2 separate regions of the Homo sapiens genome follow, and region 1 is linked to region 2. The links are chromatin contacts, found by Hi-C in ENCODE. All regions are on one chromosome and are shown on one strand. Each heading gives the region's core, a stretch centred on a gene start or an enhancer-like site at or near the end of the contact. The rest is flanking DNA. Distances are from core to core; before and after follow the strand shown.

What was found. A loop is a pair of places that touch in the nucleus more often than their neighbours do. Pooled maps may share reads with other maps.
Region 1: a loop to region 2 is called in a pooled map, with 14 times the contacts of the local background. The contact joins the promoter of ARF1 here to the promoter of MIA3 in region 2. A Hi-C loop is called at or near these places in 5 of 50 pooled maps.

What each region holds. Positions count from the first base shown.
Region 1 is chr1:228,080,675-228,087,607 of GRCh38, reverse strand. It overlaps ARF1 (ARF GTPase 1), which reads right to left and starts at 4,900. Exons shown (of 5, transcript NM_001658.4): 1 at 4,843-4,900. RefSeq lists silencers at 4,514-4,613, 4,644-5,463, 5,474-5,603.
Region 2 is chr1:222,615,363-222,621,517 of GRCh38, reverse strand. It overlaps MIA3 (MIA SH3 domain ER export factor 3), which reads right to left and starts at 3,421. Exons shown (of 28, transcript NM_198551.4): 1 at 3,275-3,421; 2 at 226-359. The coding sequence starts at 3,407. RefSeq lists enhancers at 2,381-2,440, 2,721-3,603, silencers at 3,124-3,383, 3,554-3,623 and a cis regulatory region at 4,429-5,011.

The DNA.
Region 1 (6,933 bases), core at 3,651-6,150, 5.5 Mb before region 2:
TGCAGTGGTTATGATCACAGCTCACTGCAACCTTGACCTCCTAGGTTCAAGTGATCCACTCTCCTGCCTCAGCCTCCCAAGTAGATTGCACTACACAGGTGTGAGCCACAGTGCCTGGCTAGTACAAATATTTTAAGGAAAATGTCACCACCAAAATTGCCAGAAGATGTATTCATAGTATTTTAAATATAAATCAATAAATTTGATTGGTGAGTGAGCAACTGCATTCCCATCTACAGAAGGTACAAAGCACAGGCACATCTAACTGCCTCCGTTCCCAATCCCCAGGATGAGTATAGATGATAGCTTCTTGGCCATTTGTACCTAAATCAAACCTATAAAATACTTAAAAGTTTCCCGCATAGCGTATATGGTACTGCAAAAATAACTTGCTGTATGACACAAATGGAAAGATGTCTCATGTCTAGCCATGCTACCACTGGAAGCCCTTTGGAAATGAATCTTTCTAGCTTGCTGGCATCCCTTCAGGGAGTAAAAACTATTTTAATACATTCTGCCTAGAAGGCTTTCAAAATATACTATTTTGAGGACATAGGAAAACCCAAACTCAGTTTCTCACACACTCTTATAACACAGGTCGCTTCTCACACCACATGAGCAGGGGTTTCTCCCTACATGCCAAGCAAGCAACCAGTTCTGCGTTCTGCAGCAGACACCAGCTAGGTGTCGTTTAATTCAGTTCAATTCTGACACTGTCTACCTGGAGGCAATCACAAACTCCAGGTTATTTTACCTGTGCTTCTGGACAGCCATCTATAAATCAGGGTTCCCATAACTCCTTCCCCTTGGGTTCAATTAATTTGCTAGAGTGGCTCACAGAACTCAGAAAAACACTAAAGGTTACTGGTTTTTCATAAAGGATGTTACAAAGGATACAGATGGAGAGATGCAGTGGGCGGTGTATGAGGGAAGAGACACGGCGCTACCTTTCCCTCCTGGCTGTGCCATTCTCCAGGAACCTCCATGAATTCAGCTTTCTGGAAGCTCTCTGAAAACCCAGGCAGGCCTTTCGGGTATTTCCCATCAACAAGGAATTTCATGCTGTTTCTTTTTTTTCTTTTTTTTTTTTTTGAGACAAAGTCTCGCTCTGTTGCCCAGGCTGGAGTGCAGTGGCGCGATCTCTGCTCCCTGCAAGCTCCACCTCCCGGGTTCACGCCATTCTCCTGCCCCAGCCTCCCGGGTAGCTGGGACTACAGGTGCACACCACCACACCTGGCCTATTTTTTTGTATTTTTAGTAGAGTCGGGGTATCACCATGTTCGCCAGGATGGTCTCAATCTCCTGACCTCATGATCCACCCGCCTCAGCCTCCCAAAGTGCTGGGATTACAGGCGTGAGGCACTACGCCCAGCCTCATGCTGTTTCAAAATTGTACTTAAGTGTGGTTCAGTCTGAACATTCCTTTGTACAAATGTGGAAACACGGGGCTGTAGATGCTGTTAACTACTGAAGGCAAAAGTGTGACTTCATGGTATAGGTGTGATTGATTAAATTATTGGCTATTGGTGACCAGCTCAATCTTCAGTCCCTCTCCACTCTGGGAAAATTGGAGGGTGGGGCTGAAACCCTCTAATCCTGCCTTGGCCCTGTGACTAGCCCTACCCTGAAGTTTCGTAGGGGCTGCCCATCACTGGTCAACTCATTAGGGTACAAAAAGACATCATCACTTCGGAGATTCCAAGTATTTTAGCCAGGAAATGGGAGGCAGGCCAGATATGTATTTTGCAATCCACAACTATAGACTTCTAACTTCCTGAAATGTTCATGGACTGAATCAACTCTCCTGTCCACTTCATGCTGTACACCAGCAGTGAGCCCTGGGCCTCAAGGGTGTGGGAGAATGTCTGCCTTCTAAACAGAATCATTTTCAATTGCTGTGCCTGTGAAAATCTGCCTGCCTTTTATGCTTTCCCTGTCTCTTCTCTTGTCATTTAGGCTTCTCCTGTTATCAGGGCCTGTAAGAAGCACCACCCTTCCCAGTCTGTTGGCTGACAACCGGCTGCAAGCCCTTGTTACCACTGTGTGAGAACCAGGAAACCAGGATTAGTCAAGGACTTTATGGCTTATCAGCCAGCCTCACTGTCTCCCCATCCCTGTAGGTGGCTGAGTGACAGGACCCTGGGGGAGGACCTGAGAGCCTCCTGGGAACAAAGAGCATCCAGGACATGTCTGTCAAGTCGCTAACAAGGTCATCTGACCCACCTGAGAATGTGAAACTACCTATCTGGACGGTGCGGCAGCTGCGCAGCTGTAAGGCAATAAATGCAACTATGCCTTAGAGAGCTTGTAACAATCACAGGAGAATATTAACCTGAGGATGAAGGCAAGTCCTGGAATCCCAACATGAAGGGGCCAAATCTTTTCCAAAAGACCACTTCAGACGCTACGGGCAGAATGCCCCTACCAACCATCCACGCCAATGAGGAGCAGGCACAACACAGAAAACACAAGTTCTCATAATTTAAGATCCCCACTGCGAGGCCTTTTCGTGTTTCTCTCCCAATTATCTTTGACAGTGCACTCTATTTCCTTTCACCCTCTTGAATTTACGGAGGTGAAAGGTCAAGGGGAGAGAATGCCTATGAGAGACAGTATGGGCCCGCCAGCCCAGGCTGGCTGCAGCCTCTTGCTCAGGAGAATGGTCACAGCTCAGGAAGAAGTGTGTAGGAAAGCTTGGTGGAGCCTGGCCTGTGAGTAACAGCAGGTTTAAATACACCAAGGAGACATTTAATTTGAAGAATCTAAAAAGAACTGCTTCAGTTCTCTGAAACCATGGTCATATACTACTCCACGTGTGAACTTGCACAAGTTTTTTTCTCTTAGGTCTACTTCCATGATCACCGCAGCGGCTGACAGTCCATATTAAATTCTACTGAACTGAAAAATGAAAGGTCAAATGCATCTTCCTATAGTTTCAAGCCTGTCTGGTCCGTAGGGGCAGATGAGCAGTTGAAGATGTCTGAATGTCCTCTCCATATTGTGCAAGAGGTACAGCCCATAGCTAGACCACATGATGTACAAAACCAGAACTGTGAGGGGCACAGAACCAGTTTTTGCTTTTCACTCACAGTCATTGTGTGACTCAGCTGTTGTCCAAACCAACTGTTTCAAATCTTTTTCAACTAGCAAATCCGAAAATCTGCCTCACAGGCAACAGCATATTCCTACTGCTGCAGTGATTTGGATTTATTTTCAACAAGATACGCCTGAAGACAAGTGACAGCTATTCTCCAGTCTACCAACATGTGAAAACATGGACAACACACTCTAACAATGTGTCCAATGAGATGTGTGACTAACATTTACACTACTCAATTCTTCTCAATTTTGGACCCAGCTAATAGTACGGCATTTCAGGACCTTATGGTTCTGGCTACCTAGGCAGTGCTGGTGAAAATTCAAATTAAATGAGGACACCATCCATGCGGTCACACGTGTTAGACAATGGCTAACGCAACAGCAGAGGGCCACAGGGGCCGCACACAACTGCACCGCGGCATCTCACACTCCTCCCAACACACTGCGGAAAACGCCAGAACCACCAGCCTTGCAACAGCCGGCAAAGAAAACTGCTGACCACTAGTTCTGAAACAAGAACTACAACTGCCCACTCCAACAGGGGCAGTGGCACCAACTCTACAGCTCTCAACTAGGCGGCGACTTCGGGGACCATCCAAAGCCTCCGACCTCCCTTCTTTTCCTGCCCGCGATTCCGAGTGCATTTCTGCTCAATTCCTGCAAAGCAGCAACTGGCTGCCTGGACTGAAAGGGAGTGCCAGGAGGTGCCGTCGGAATGGTTATTTAACACTCTAGGTGCGCACGGCTGTCCAGCCCCAATCTCACACGCCGTAACCACCCAGGCTGTGCTCCGAGAGAGCGCTGGGGCCGGCCTCTGCGGCCTAGAGTCTGCGAGCAGGTCGTTCCGCAGGCAGGTTAAAGATTCAGGTAGGTTAAAGATTCACCAGCTCAGAAGAGGCCTTCTTATCTACTGCCGACAACGTCAAGGAAACCACCCTGGAGTTAAAGCGAAGATCGACCGGCCCTCTGGAGGCCACCGGTGCCCTGAGTGCTGACCCCAAATTGCGTCTCACTGGTGTGAAGGGAGGCACTCTGGGCTCCCCCGGAGGTCCACGCATTCCGTTCAGCAGACAGGGAAGGGCACGGGGTTCCTGTCCACCTGCCCGCCCGCTCTCACCACCCCTGACCCGGTACCGTCTTCACAGCAAACACGAACTGGATGGAGTCGGGAGGCGAAGATGCAAGCCCCCACCACCTACATGACCTTGACGGCGTCTCAGGCCGCCCGAGCCTCAGTTTCCCGGTCCCCGAGGCGGGGGTCCGCCCGGATGCCGCTCGCTCGCCTGTACTCGGGTGGGGGAGGCCCCACGACCCCCACCGGCCCCCGCGGCCGCTAATCCCAACCGTCCACGCGCGGGCGGCCTCGGGAAACGAGAAAGGCAGAGGCGAGGGAAGCAGGAAGCCCAGGTTTCCTGGAGAAGAGCCCGGCGTCCAAGCGGACTTCCGGGCGACGGGCGGGGGCAGGGACAGGCAGAGGAGGACAAGCGGCCGCGAGCGACTTCGGGAACCTGTGAGGGGTGCGAGGAGCTCACCGACCCGCCCGTCCGCCCAGCCCCGACTCCGGCCGGGCCCCAGCCTCAGCCCGGCCCGTCTGCGTCCGCCCCCGGCCCGGCCCTGTCGCCGCCGCCGCCGCGGGGGTCGACGTGCCCTTCGCGAACCTCAAGTCGCCCCGAGGCCAGTCCCCAGCCCCCGCCGGCTCCAACGTCTCTGCGGCCCACACCGGCCCGCGCCCCTCGCCCTCACCTCAGAGGCTGCTGCTCCGAGCCAGGCGTTGGTTTTGCTCCCACAAGATGGCGGCTCTGACGGCGGCCACGTCAGCGCCTCCGGGCGCGGGGCACGCCGGGTAAGGGGCGGAGACGCCGGGAACTCCGCCCACCGTGCGCCCGCGACGCAGGCGCGCTGGCTCCGGTAGGGCTGCAGGGGGCGGGGCCGGGGACACCCTGCCCCGGGCCGCGGTCTTAGCTCGCGCGCACCCTAGGGGCGCGCACCCGTCTGCGCCTGCGCCTGTGAGTCTTCCGCGAAGACAGCCTGTGGCTCACTCCCGCCCGTTTGGCGTATTTGGAGACTGAGGCCCGGGGGGCTCCTGCAGCAACTGGAGCTGCGGGGCTGGTTGCCACCTTCCTCCTCCCACACCCGGCAGTCACCGGGAGGCCTCGGGGACTGCGTGAGGACGGGGGTGCGAGGCGCCCCTCGCCGGGGTTGGGGTTCCTGGCTCCCAGGCTGCGCGGGTCCACGTGCCCCGGCCCTGTGGAAACCTGTGGCACTCGCGGGGCCACGGCGGAAGGTCCGAAGGCGGGAGGCTTGCTGTGTCCCCGCACTGGCCTCGGCGCCCCGGCGGCCGCAGTGACGCGCGGGCTCATACCTGGGCCCGGAGCAGACGCCGGGGAGCTGGCCGCAGATGAAGCAAAGGAGGAGGTGGCCTGGGGACCCCGGGGTGAGGCGGGGGCCGTGGGGGTGGGGCCCAGGGTTGGGGACGGCCGCCCAGAAGGGAGGTCACAGTGGTCTCTAATGAGCTGGCCTTTAAGCTGAGATCCAGTTGAGGCGGAGGAGATCCCGCTCTCAGGCACCTGAACAGAGGACCGTTGCAGTCCCTCTGTGTTCCGTGTGCTGGAGGCCTGGCTCTGCCCACCACCCTCAGGTCTTCTTGCCTCTTCCCTTGTGCTGCTGTGAGGGGTTGGGCTTGTGGGAAAGTGTCCCTGCAGCACAGTGCCCTGGGTATTGTGGAGGTCGGGAATCAACCTGATTTGTGCAGGCCGAGGCCCGGGGGCAGGGCCTGAGGGGTGGGATCACTGGGCCTGGCCCAGGCCTCCTGCGCCCCTTTGCTGCCCCCATCACCTACGTTGCTTGCCCCTTGGGCAGGGCGTCCTCACTGCCTCTGGAGGCTGCGATGGGCAGATCTCTCCCCCAGGGCTGCACCTGCGGGGGCTACGAAGGTCCCCAAAAGCGGTGACCCTCCTGCCCCCAAATTTAGTCCCTTTTTCTGCCTGGGGCTCCCTTCCGAAATCTCACCTCTGTGAAGCTGTGGCAGGGTTGTCTGTTTAGGGGAAGGACGTCTCCCACCCTACAGGCATCTCAGATACTCTTGGAAAGCCCCAGGGAGGGTTGTGGATGCCTGTGGAACCTTCTGGTTGTGCTGCCTCTCCCTGCTCAGCCAGAGCGGGGCCATGTGCGGACATTTCACGGGGGTTACATGTGGTTATGGCCTCTTTAGGGCTGAAGGGACCTGGCTTTGGTTCTCTGCTGGCAGAGCGTGGCCAGGGGTGGCTCCAGGGTCACTGAGCGGGGATTGTGTGGGAACCAGAGCCTGCCTCCCCTTCCTTTAAAATACTTTTTATTTATTTATTTATTTTTGAGATGGAGTCTTGCTCTGTCGCCCATACTGGAGTGCAGTGACACAATCTTGGCTCACTGCAATCTCCGCCTCCCGGGTTCAAGCAATTCTCCTGCCTCAGCCTCCCAAGTAGCTGGGATTACAGGCGCCTGCCCCTATGCCCAGCTAATTTTTGTATTTTTAGTGGAGACAGGGTTTCACCATGTTGGCCATGGCTGGTCTCGAACTCCTGACCTCAGGTGATCCACCCGCCTCGGCCTCCCAAGGTGCTGGGATTACAAGTGTGAGCCACCGTGCCTGGCCCCTTTAAAATATATATTTTTTAATGTGAAAAAATGCAGACAGGAAAGAGTGTATGTCAGATACATGCACAGTTTAAAAAGTAATAAAATGGATTCCTGTATAGCCAGCCCTAGGGTTAAGAAATGTACCTTCCCCAGCCTGGGCAACATAATCTCTACAAAAATTTTACAAAGATAGCCAGGTGTGGTGGCACACACCTG
Region 2 (6,155 bases), core at 2,172-4,671:
AGGGGAACTTGCCAGAATCAGTTCTATTTCAGAAGGCTCTGCTGAGCCCCTACTCTGTGCAGACCCAAGGCCTGCTGGGGACACAGGGCCATCTTTTTTCACAGTCAGGCAGAGAGGACAAGTTAACTCCATCAAAGGTCCCAAGAAAATGCAGTCATTTAACTCTACAGTGCTAAAGAAGCCAATAAAAATTAAGCAAATAAAGTATGTCGATATTTTACTTACACTTCCAGCCCAAACTTCAGGCCATCCTCTTGCCAGTTTATAGTAAACATATACAGGATCACCTTTTTTAAAATTCACAAAACGACAATCCGGGCCTGTGAAATCTTCAAGAGCCTCACCGCGGTACATTAACACTGTATATAAAGAGAGAGAAAAAAAATAGCCAGATATCAGGATTCAGTGTTCACAGTGCATATTGATTTATCAGGAAATATAAGAATCCCACTATAAACAACAACCAAGTTTTTCCAGTACTCTCTGGAATTTCTTTCATATGCTCAAAGTATCTCAAATCCTTTGAGCTTTACTGCTATAAATCATACCTTCTGCAAGCAGACAAGGGAAAGGAAAACCTTCTCTATTTTTCTCTATGGATAATACTGAGAAACAAAAAGCAATGTGCCAACTACCACACATGGCTTTTCTCACCCAAGTGAAACTCTCGATTCCCTCTCTAACCTTCTAGTCCTCAATCTTTTCTGTTTCATATTCATAAAAAGCTTCCTTTTGCAAATGGGTAAATTCAAGCCCAGATGATGATTAACTTAAGCATGGCTACATGAACGGGTAATAGGGAACTAGAGTACCCAGGAACCCCCAAGAGGTCAATTAACTTGAACTAACCACTAAAAGGGTCTATCTTCAAGTGACTGTAACCAGTACTATGTAGCAGTAAACACTGTCAATTTCATTTGCAGCCAAGTTGTTCCCTTAGTACAGTGTCTGGATAAATTAATGGGAAAAGATATCTATCACACCCTACTATAGATTCAATTACATCACAAGGCAATATTTTCTGAAAGTAAATAATGTTGACTGTATCCAAAATTAAGTTTCAAAACAAAGGAAAGAATACCCTTATGTATATTTTTCTATAAACAAAATCAAAAGTCGACATCTCATTTGGCTGGGACTAAGCAAAACTATGAGAATAGGTCAGTAATTCAATCACGCTTGATCTAGAAACTGGCTGAAGCAGTACTTTTATTTTTGTTGACCACATACACAGTTTCCCATGTAAGATGAAATGGACAATAAATACATCTAAATAGCAGAGACAAAGAAGGACGAATAGAAATAAGATTTTTTCCAAAAGCCAATTTGCAATAAAATACATTAAAAACGTGCCTTTAAATGGCTATACACGCATATAGATTTGGAAGGGGCTACTTGTTTTTTGAAGCTAAACTCTGATTACTTTCCAACATGTCAGCTTTGTAGCTCAGATATAATTGAGTGTGAGGCCAGGTTTAAGATGATGGACAATTTAAGGTTGGGAATAAGATCAGAATTGAAAATGGCAATGTTTCTTTTGCTCCCCCTTACAATAGATCATAGAGGATTTATAATAATATTTGAGATGCCAACAAAATGCACCCTGTGGAACAGCTATTTGAAAACCACACAAGGGCACCGTACATACTCACATTACTAAACACTTTCTACAACACAACACAGACCCATCTAGACCTTGCTCCTGTTGATGCCTATTGTATTTGGTTTCCTCTGAACACGTACCATTTCTCAAGTTATGTTACAACCGTGAGCTCTTCTAACATCATGCCTCAGTACTGAAGAAGCATCAGTGATGTGATGATTCTCCAGGTAACCTGTTTTGAGGAACCCAGGCAGGGCAATGCTTGCAAGCAAAGAATACCAACTATCTTGCCATTGCCAACGGCAAATGGGTAACAGCGTGGCTTTGACCCAAGAAAACTAAAGGGAAAAATCATGGCAGTTGTACCGCTTTTGTAGTGTTTATTTACATCAACCACAGGGTTATCTCTAGGAATGGCTTCACACTCATTAGAGATCTCTTTTCTTGATTAGTGTTGTAGAGATACAAACAGTTCATATTATGAAATTCGGTTTTGATAACATCAATTTGAATATAAATAGCTAAACCATAGAGTTCTTGGCCTTCTTAAAATGAATACGTTTCTATAGGCATTGCTTAACAGTGTATGAAAAACCGTTTCTGCAGTGGCTATCAGTAAGTTACAAGGTTGAGACGGTCTGGGAGGCCCTAAAATGATCCTGGTCCGGCGAACATAGAGGGAAGAGGTTTCAACACGCAAGCGGCTAAGGCTAAACCAAGCTTGGCTTATGAGACCCTTGGAGTATTTACTGTCATTCCTGTAATAACCTTCTTCATCTGAGCCTGAAGATCTGTGCCCTCTCCACCGCCCACCTCCAATCCCAGACTGGAGAGCAATTCCGCTTCCTGCGCACAGAAGAGGAGGCTGCCGGTCCCAGGTGGCCGGTGCAGATCCTCGGTCTCTGCAGAGCGAAAGATTTTGGTCTTCCTGCAGTCCTGCCTAGCAGTCTGCAAGGCGGCTTCCAAGCACAGAAACGACAGGATTGATCAAAGTCGGGGCAGAGACCTCGGAATACAATGAGTGCTTGGACTCCAGACTCGTCCCAAACCTAAACTCCCAATTCCTGTTCAAAAGGCGGTACAAGCCCAAATCCCAATAAAGCAGAAGGGCAAAGGAGCAGCGCCAGGGAGCCTTTCCAAACAAACCCCACCATCAACCTGCCACTGGGAAAACGCCCACCGAGCCCTTAGCGCATCTGCCGGGGTGATGCACCCACCGAGGTCCCCGCAGCGCGGGCAGGAAAGCTTTGGTTGCGGCGTGGGGAGCCCAGACGCGCGGCGCGCAACCACATCTACCCTCCGAGCCCAGGCGGATTGGGGGGGTGGGAAGGGGACGCTGTGAGCCACTATTGGGGAAGCCGGGGACCACCGCAAGCAACCCCCCGCCTCAGCAGAGGAAAAATAAAACGCTGGCAACAAGTGGGAGGTGCAGCCCCCATGGTCAGGCCCGAGGGGCCGGGCGCAGGCAGAGCGGGAGAAGGCAGACACAGGGACCCGGAGCGCGCCCACCCCCGCGTTCAGCCCATCCCGCCTGCGACCCCCGGGCCGGCCAGGGGCTGCGGAACTCCCGTCCCCGCACAGCCCAGGCGGCGCCGCCGCGGAGACCCCCGGGGCCGGCGGAGACCCCAAGGCCAGCCGCCCCGAGGCCAGCCGCCCCTCCAGCGCACTCACTGCTGCATTCGTCGTCCGCGCAGAGTTTGTGCTCCGAGAACCGCCGGCCAGTGCTGGGGTCCAGCTGGCCCGGCACCCGCCAGGGCAGCCGGAGCACGAGCAGCCAGACGAGCAGCCCAGGCGCCGCAGCCATGTTGTGGTCACCTCGGGGAGCCGGTGACGCGGAGGAGGAGGCCGGGGCGGGCGCAGAGGGGCGGGACGGGGGCGGGGACGGGGCGGGGACGGGGGGGCTGGGGCGGGGGCTGGGGCGGGGACGGGGCGGGGACGGGGGCGGGGACGGGGGCGGGGGCGGGGGCGGGGACGGGGCGGGGACGGGGGCAGGGACGGGGGCAGGGACGGGGGCAGGGACGCGGGCAGGGACCAGGCGGAGCGCCGGGGGCATGTGGGAAGACAAGCGCAGAGGGGCGGCGCCCGCGAAGGTCTGAGCAGTTTCCGACTGACACGTCAGCAGAGGCTCTAGGAGGGATGCGGGAGACCTCCAGGAGGAGGACTGACAGCAGCCTCCTCCTCTCCTCGAAGCCTTCTCCTCTGGTCGCTGCCGTGGCAACCAGGACTCCCTCGCCCAATCACCTGCCTTTGCCCCAGTCCCTCGCAGCACCTCCGCGTGACTCCATTCTTAGTTCACCCCTCCCCGCGCGCTTGGGTCCCCCAACCCTGCGCCATCTCAACAGGTCCCTTCTGGCGCCTTCTCGCAGTTTCTGGTTTGTGGCCTGTCCCGAACCAGCCCCCCACTTCACCCCGCTACTTCACCCCGCTACCCCCACTCTTGGCATGGTACCTCCTTTTCTGAACTGCCAAATCCCACCCGCGATTTGCCACTGTTAGTCTCTGGTTTCAGGCTCCCTCCTTTTCAGCCTCCCAGGGCTTCCTTGGGGGCACCATCCCGTGGTGCTCTTTGATTAAGAAAGGGGGAGGTGAGTGGAATAGGGGGCTGAGGATATAAATCAGAGCCCGTGGCCTGCTTGGTCGTTGATAGAAATGGGTAATGGTCCTTGGGCTGAGATCTTGAGATTCCTAGATCTATATCCATAGGAAAAAAGTAAATTAATTTAATAACAGTGTGATGAGCTTCCATTTTATACTTATTTCATGCCAGAATTAAGATTAATCTTCACAACAATCGCACCTTAGAGTAGTAGGTCCTATTATGATCCCCATTTCAGAGATGACTACCTTAAGGCATTCAAACACCTAGTGAGTGATGGAGCTAAGATTCAAACCCAGGTAGTATGCTCCTTTTTAATCACAGCTCTGTAAAGCCTCCATCAAGCAACAAGCAATTTTTGTACTTTCTTTCTGAGCAGGGAAGCAAAATCTTATTTAAATCATACTATAACTGGATGATTTATATGTGCAGTTAAAAAAGCGGGGGACTGCATGAGCAGGTCAGCCCAGAGAAGAGTGGCTACAATGCTCTCCAGAAGAGTGGCTACAATGCTCTCCAGCCCTGGTTGAAGAACTTGGCATCTGTCTGTGACCAGCAGCTTCTCATTGCAATCTCTAAGGTTACTCATCAACCTTGAACAACAAACCCAGCAGCTGGTTTCCCAAACAAATCGTATTACTTAAAAGCAAGAAGAAAGAATGTGGCTTGTCTGTGCAATCCATTATATCGAATAAGGAAAAAACGGTAAACAGATGCTCACAAATTTTTGTCTGTAGGAGCCGTGAGAGTTCCTACTGGGCCAATGTAATTCCAATGCTGTCTTGAGAAATATACATTTGGTAAGGTCACGGACAAGCACTTTCTATCCAAGTAGTAGTTCTGTTCATTCTTCATTTCTTTTCTACTGTGTATTTATTTGTTTTAATATCTTAGATGTGTCTAATAGGCATCTCTAACAATATGTTGAAAACCAAACTCTTTATCTTTTTCTCTCAAACTCTGCTCCTTTCGGTCTTCCCTATTTGAGGAATAGGAATGACAATTTAATTCCTATCTTCTAGGTGCTTAAGCCAAAAACATACAAACCATCCTCGACCTCTTTTTTCTCACACCCAAGTCCAATCCATCAGACAATCCCATGTCTTTTTTAATAGCTTTGTTGAAGTATAATTAACCTACAATAAATTGCACATGTTTAAAGTGTACAATGATAATTTTTGACATATGTCTACACCCATGAGACCATTACCACAATGAAGTTAATTAACATATTCATCAACATCACCTCTGAAAGAGTTCTCATGATCCTTTATAATCCCTCCCTCCCTTGTCCCAGCTGTCTTCAGACAACCTTCTGTCACTGCAGATTGGTTTGCATTTTCTAGAATTTGATATAAATGGAATAATATCGTATACATTCTTTTTTTGTCTGACTCTTTCACTCAGCATAAACATTTGAAATACATTCAGAATCTGACCACTTCTCCCCATCTCCAGTGCCAGCAGTGCAGGCCAGGCCACCCATCTCTCACCTGAATAACTGCAATAGCCTTGTCATGTTCTTGCTTCTGCTCTTGCCCTTCCAAAGTCATAGTCTCAATAGTAGCTAAAGCAATTGTTTTATGAAATAAATGTGGTCATGCCTCTCCCCTGCTCATAACCTTCCCATGGCTTCCCATTTCCAAGTAAAATGCAATTACTTTTTTATGGAGTACACTGTCTTATTTAATTTTACTCCTCTGCCCTTTTACCCTCATTTCCTAACACTCCTCCCTTGCTCTGTTGGTTCCACTCAGATACACCAAGCCTAATCCTGCATTCGTGTATCTGCACTTGCAATTTTCCGTCAGCCTGGAATAATTCCCCAAATAGTCTGCCTGGCTAACTAGTTTCCTCACTTCATCGTGTCTCTGTAACAGTGCCATATCTTACAAGTGAGGCCTTCCCTGATACCCCTACGTAAAACAGAACTCCTTCTCATGACTAGCTGGCTCA